2 separate regions of the Homo sapiens genome follow, and region 2 is linked to region 1. A link is an interaction called in ENCODE POLR2A ChIA-PET data of the cell type or tissue named here. Cell type or tissue: GM12878. All regions are shown on one strand. Each heading gives the region's core, and the rest is flanking DNA. Links, peaks and the distances in the headings are about the cores only. Region 1 overlaps DHX35 (DEAH-box helicase 35). Region 2 has its middle 6.8 kb from the start of PPP1R16B.

What was found. ChIA-PET counts read pairs that join two places held together with the same protein. Peaks named below come from ENCODE experiments on the same cell type or tissue, not always from the same donor. Only the 100,000 strongest peaks of a DNase experiment are listed, where the experiment ranks them.
Region 2: POLR2A ChIA-PET joins it to region 1 with 5 read pairs; 2 of 35 experiments call an interaction of 5 or more read pairs at or near these places.

The regions. Positions count from the first base shown.
Region 1 is chr20:38,986,711-38,989,620 of GRCh38, forward strand. DHX35 (DEAH-box helicase 35) reads left to right here. Exons shown (of 22, transcript NM_021931.4): 5 at 2,103-2,207. Among named protein-coding and RNA genes, the nearest start is that of DHX35, 26 kb to the left of the region's middle. RefSeq lists an enhancer at 1,302-1,421. In GM12878, for the core only: no CTCF peak of the experiment used is centred there; DNase peaks (open chromatin) are centred at 120 and 1,271; H3K4me3 peaks cover 1,380 bases; H3K27ac peaks cover 2,106 bases.
Region 2 is chr20:38,797,427-38,800,336 of GRCh38, forward strand. No RefSeq gene overlaps it. Among named protein-coding and RNA genes, the nearest start is that of PPP1R16B, 6.8 kb to the right of the region's middle. In GM12878, for the core only: no CTCF peak of the experiment used is centred there; no DNase peak of the experiment used is centred there.

The sequences.
Region 1 (2,910 bases), core at 102-2,601:
AAATGCTGGTCATTGGGAAATACAACCACCAGAGGCAGAGCAATGTAGGATAACTTTCTGGTTTCATAAGACGTTTTGAAAGCCTACATGATATAGACCAGCTGCCAGATGATTGATTTGGTTTTGGCCTCCCCATTCTATAATTTCAAGTCACCAGGCAGAGCTGCTTCTGATCCTCATCTGCTCTTCAGTGTCTTAAACACTGATGGGCAGGAAACGCCTGGGTGTGCCTAGCTCAGAAGCTGAGGGCAGGGAGCCTCTGCCCTCCTGAGCCTGGGGCTGCTGGGGTGGAAAGGCTGGAGCAGTAAGCTCTGTCTCAGGACACCACATGTGCCAGCCATGTTCTAAAGTCAGGACTTGGGAACTGCGTGGGTGCTGGGGAGGTTGTCTCACCTGTGAAAGAGGGAGACTGAACTCCTTCCTTCTGTGGGGATTGGTGTGCTGGGCCCTGGGAAATCTCTATTAATATTGCTTCCCTTTGGTTCTTTTCATTTAGGTAGTTTATGTGGTGGTGAATACTAAACTTTCTTTTCTTTCTTTTTTTGTTTTTTGACACAGTCTCTTTGTCACCGAGGCTGGAGTGTAGTGGTGTGACCTCGGCTCATTGCAACCTCCACCTCCCCGGGTTCAAGTGATTCTCCTGCCTCAGCCTCCTGCGAGTAGCTGGGATTACAGGCGCATGCCACCATGCCCAACTAACTTTTTGTATTTTTAGTAGAGATGGGGTTTCACCATGTCGGCCAGGCTGGTCTTGAACTCCTGACCTCAGGTGATTTGCCTCCCAAAGTGCTGGGATTGTAGGTGTGAACCACCGCGTCCGGTCCTATTTTCTTTTAAATTAAACTAAATGATATTCATTATTGCTCTTCCACTTTTATGCTTGTTCATTCTTTTAAATATTTTCTATTAATAAGTTAACTTTTGAATAGCCTTCTTGGGGGAATGCAGAGATCTTGCTGTTGGATTCATTTTTCTCTTTCCTGCATTCATTTTTTATTTGTTATGTTTTGATGGATGAAATTTTGTCTATAGTTTATGGTCTTCATAATGTATTACATATTTTGTCTTTCACTTTATTATGCTACCTTGGATTTTTTATTGATCTTCTCATCCACTCATCTGCCCCCTTTGTTTTAAACCTGAGTTTGTCTGTATTTCCCCTCTCAGTGGCTTTGGCAGCTGGGACACAGTTGTGAACTGTTTCAGGTATCTCATTCTTGAAACTTAGCTTTTTGCCTTCGATGAGAAAATGAAACTGGCCCAGCTTTGAATATGGTAATTCCTGTTCTGCCTTCATGGTCCCGGGGGATGGGTTTTCTTTTCGAGCGTGGAGATGAAAAGTTGTCCCTGGTTAGTGTGCCCTTTGTTTAGGAACAGGGTGAATCTTGTCATTTCTTTTACTTTCCTTTTTGCTTTGGCCACCAAATTTAGAGCTGAATTTGTGGCTCAACTTGAATAATTTTGGCATATCTATGTTTAACATTTTCTCATTGGCTTTGATCTTTTGAAATTTTTTCTGTAATTTTTTGGATCTTGATCCGTAACATTTTTATGTGATTTTGTTTTTCATTGTGTATGTTCTTATAAGTTGCCCCAAGACCATTATAGAATGAAGTGAGATACATAAGTTAATAATTGGCTGGGTGTGGTGGCTCACGCCTGTAATCCCTGTACTTTGAGAGGCTGAGGCGGGCAAATTGCTTGAGGTCAGGAGTTTAAGACCAGCCTGGCCAACATGGCGAAACCCCATCTCCACTAAAAATACAAAAATTAGCTGGGCCTGGTGGCGCTTGCCTGTAATCCCAGCTACTTAGGAGGTTGAGGCAGGAGGATTGCTTGAACTTGGGAGGTGGAGGTTGCAGTGAGCCGAGATTGTGCCACTGCCCTCCAGCCTGGGTGACAGAGTGAGACTCTGTCTCAATAATAATAATAATAAAAATTGCAAAAGTTATTATGCTTGTTCTCTAATAACTTGTCTCTTTTCATTTTTCATTGTGTTCACATACTATTTAAAATATAAATGACCTTTAGATTTTCCATAGTATGTGCGCTGTGCAGTAATTTCTATGTCTCTATTTTCAGCATGATCTTTCTTCCCAAAGGTTGCAGGGAGAGTAGCTGAAGAAAGGGGTGCAGTGCTGGGCCACGAGGTGGGCTACTGCATCCGCTTTGATGACTGCACCGACCAGCTGGCCACGAGAATTAAGGTAAAGTGCTCAAGCTGCTTTTCCTAGTGGAAATAAGGAAGAAGGTTATTTTGGGAGAATTAAAAACATGTAGTCCTTGCTGCTGTACAGGACATTGATACCATGGCAGAAAGTGAAGAAAAGTATCCTGACATTCAGAGACTTTAGTCAGCTAGGAGACAGAGAGCTCTTCCTTTTTTCTTTTTTTTTTTTTTTTTTGAGACAGAGTCTCTCTCTGTCACCCAGGCTGGAGTGCGGTGGCACGATCTCTGCTTGCTGCAAGCTCCGCCTCCTGGGTTCACGCCATTCTCCTTCCTCAGCCTCCCGAGTAGCTGGGACTACAGGCGACCGTCACCACACCCGGCTAAGTTTTTTTTTTTTTTTTTTTTTTGTATTTTTAGTAGAGACGGGGTTTCACTGTGTTAGCCAGGATGGTCTCAATCTCCTGACTCGTGATCCACCTGCCTCAGCCTCCCAAAGTGCTGGGATTACAGGCGTGAGCCACTGTGCCCGGCCGACACAGGGCTCTTTCAAAGAGTCCTGCAATCTTATCCCAGAAAGGAGCTTGGAAGTCAGGTTTAGTCCTTGATTCCAAAGATGAAGAGGTTAAGGGCTTGGAAGGTTGAATGACTTGCCTGATATTATATGCCAATCAGTGATAGGACCAAGACTCAAAGCTGTCTTTTCTTATGTGTATTTTATTGTATTTTCACTGACTCAAATA
Region 2 (2,910 bases), core at 260-2,759, 190 kb before region 1:
TCCTTCCTTCCTTCCTTCCTTCCTTCCTTCCTTCCTTCCTTCCTTCCTTCCTTCCTTTCTTTCTTTCTTTCTCCTTCCTTCCTTCCTTCCTTCCTTCCTTCTTTCTTTCTTTCTTTCTTTCTCTCTCTCTCTCTTTCTTTCTTTCTTTCATTTTGAGATAGAGTCTTGCCCTGTTGCCCAGGCTGGAGTGCAATGGTGCGATCTTGGCTCTCTGTAACTTCCACCTCCCAGATTCAAGCAATTCTCCTGCCTCAGCCTCCCGAGTAGCTGGGGTTACAGGCGTGTGCCACTATGCCTGGCTACTTTTTGTATTTTTAGTAGAGATGGAGTTTTGTCATGTTGGCCAGGCTGGTCTCAAACTCCTGACCTAAGGTGATCCACCCGTCTTGACCTCCCAAAGTGCTGGGATTACAGGTGTGAGCCACTGCACCCGGCTGGAATCTGCATTTTTAATAAGTGCCTCAGGTGACTTTTCTTTGCCTGGAATTTTGGAAACCCCATTTAAGTCAATATAAGGAATACAGGAGAATGAGGCATTGCTACCAAGGCAGCTGAAGGCATTAGCTAAAGCCTATTATTCATTAGAATCTGCTAAAATGCATATTCTGAGGCCCGTACACCAAAGAATGAGAAACGGGTGCAAAGGACAGGCCCAGGAAGGAGGATTTTAATACTATCTCTCCCCTACCATCCTGCCAACCGTGGATATGGTTTGTTTGTTGCCACCAAAATTCATGTTAAAATTTGACCTTCAGAATGAAGGTTTGGGGATGTGGCACCTAGTGGGAGATGTTTGAGTAATAGTGGCAGATCTCTCAGGAATAACTTGGTGCTGTTCTCCCAGTAGTGAGTGAGTTCTGGCTCTGGGGAGACTGGAATGGTTGTTGCAGGAACGGATTATTTCCCACAAGAGTGGGTTGTCATAAAGCCAGCACAGTCCTCAGGTTTCCCCTTTTTGCACATGTCTGTTTCCCTTTTGACCTTCTCCCTTCTCTACCATGTTGCGATAGAGGAAAACCCTTGCCAGAAGCCTGGGCCATGCCCTTGAACTTCTCAGCCTGCAGAACCGTGAGCTAAATAAACCTCTTTTCTTTATAAACTACCCAGTCTCAGGTACTCTCTTATAGCCACAGAAAATGGACTAAACTCCCTCTCCCATTTCCTACCCACTTTGTGGTCACCAAAACTTGTGAAACACTGACTTAGGTGGTGATTCTTAATCCTGGCTAAGTTAAGTGAAGTTGCATTTTCAACATGCCTTGGGAGTTCTTTTGATCTGTATGTATGTTTAAAAATAAACCTCCAGAGATTTTGATTCAAAGGGTCTGGGGTAGAACCCAGCCATCAGAAAAATTTAAAACCTCTTAGTGATTCCAAAGTACCACCAAGACTGAGAGCCACTGCACAAGATTCTCCATAAATTGAATATAAAAATGAAAGCCAGCTGGGCACGGTGGCTCACACCTGTACTCCCAGCACTTTGGAAGGCCGAGGCAGGTGCATCATGAGGTCAGGAGATCAAGACCATCCTGGCTAACACTGTGAAACTCCATCTCTACTAAAAATACAAAAAATTAGCTGGGCGTGGTGGCAGGCACCTGTAGTCCCAGCTACTCGGGAGGCTGAGGCAGGAGAATTGCTTGAACCCAGGAGGCGGAGGTTGCAGTAAGCAAAGATTGTGCCACTGCACTCCAGCCTGGGCGACAGAGCGAGCGTCTTTCTCAAAAAAAAAAAAAAAAAAAAAAATTGAAAACCAGTCTATCCCACTCTTCGTTACCCCTATCCTCACAGCATCACAGGTTGAGCTCACCACTAGCCTTAAATGCCTGGGGCTCCTTCCACCTACTTATGGGGCTCCTACTGTGTGCAAACAGCTCTTGGGGAGCTTACAAAAGAGGTAAAAGTCACTTCCCACAAAAGCATGAGGACGTGGGAAAAAACCACACATACAAACACTTATAAGTATTGTACAATCAGAATTGTACAGACCAGGAAACCGACATTCAGAAGAGGAAATGACCGCCCAGCGAGTTCATGCCAGAGCCAGAACTCTTACCTGGGATGCCTTTCTCCTTCTTGGCTCATTTTTACTTGAACCCAAGTTGAACCCTCTGCACTTCCTGCTCTTCTGTTGGTTGGGCCTGGCCTGGAGCTATCATCTTCATCATCAGGAGTAGCAGCATGGGGACAAGGGCAGCCTATCAAGGCTTATTCTGGGTCTAGCATTAGACTAAGTATCTGTTGAATGAATGAATGAATGTAGCCAGCCTAGCACCTGCCCACAGGCTGACATTAAGAACCACAAGTTCAGGCCAGGTGCAGTGGCTCATGCCTGTAATTCCAGCAAGACTGTTTGAGCTCAGGAGTTTAATACCAGCCTGGGCAACATAGCAAGAGCTCATCTGCACTAAAAGTAAAAATAATTGAGTGAAACTCGGTCTCAAAAAAAAAAAATTAGCTGGGCCTAGTGGCATGCGACTGTAGTCCCAGCTACTCAGAGGCTGAGATGGGAGGATCACTTGAGTGCCAGAGGCTGCAGTGAGCTATGCTCATGCCATTGCACTCCAGCCTGGGTGACAGAGTGAGACTCTGTCTCAGAAAACAAAAACAAAAACAAAAACCTTTGTTCAGGCTGGGTGTGGTTGCTCACGCCTATAATCCCAGCACTTTGGGCGGACCACTTGAGGCCAGGAGCTTGAGACCAGCCTGGCCAACACTGGGAAACCCTGTCTCTATTAAAAATACAAAAATTAGCCGGGCATGATGGTGGGTGCCTGTAATACAAGCTACTCAGGAGGCTGAGGCAGGAGAATCACTTGAACCCAGGAGGCAGAGGTTGCAGTGAGCCAAGATCGTACCACTGCACTCCAGCCTGGGTGAGAGACTGAGACTCTGTCTCAAAAAACAAAC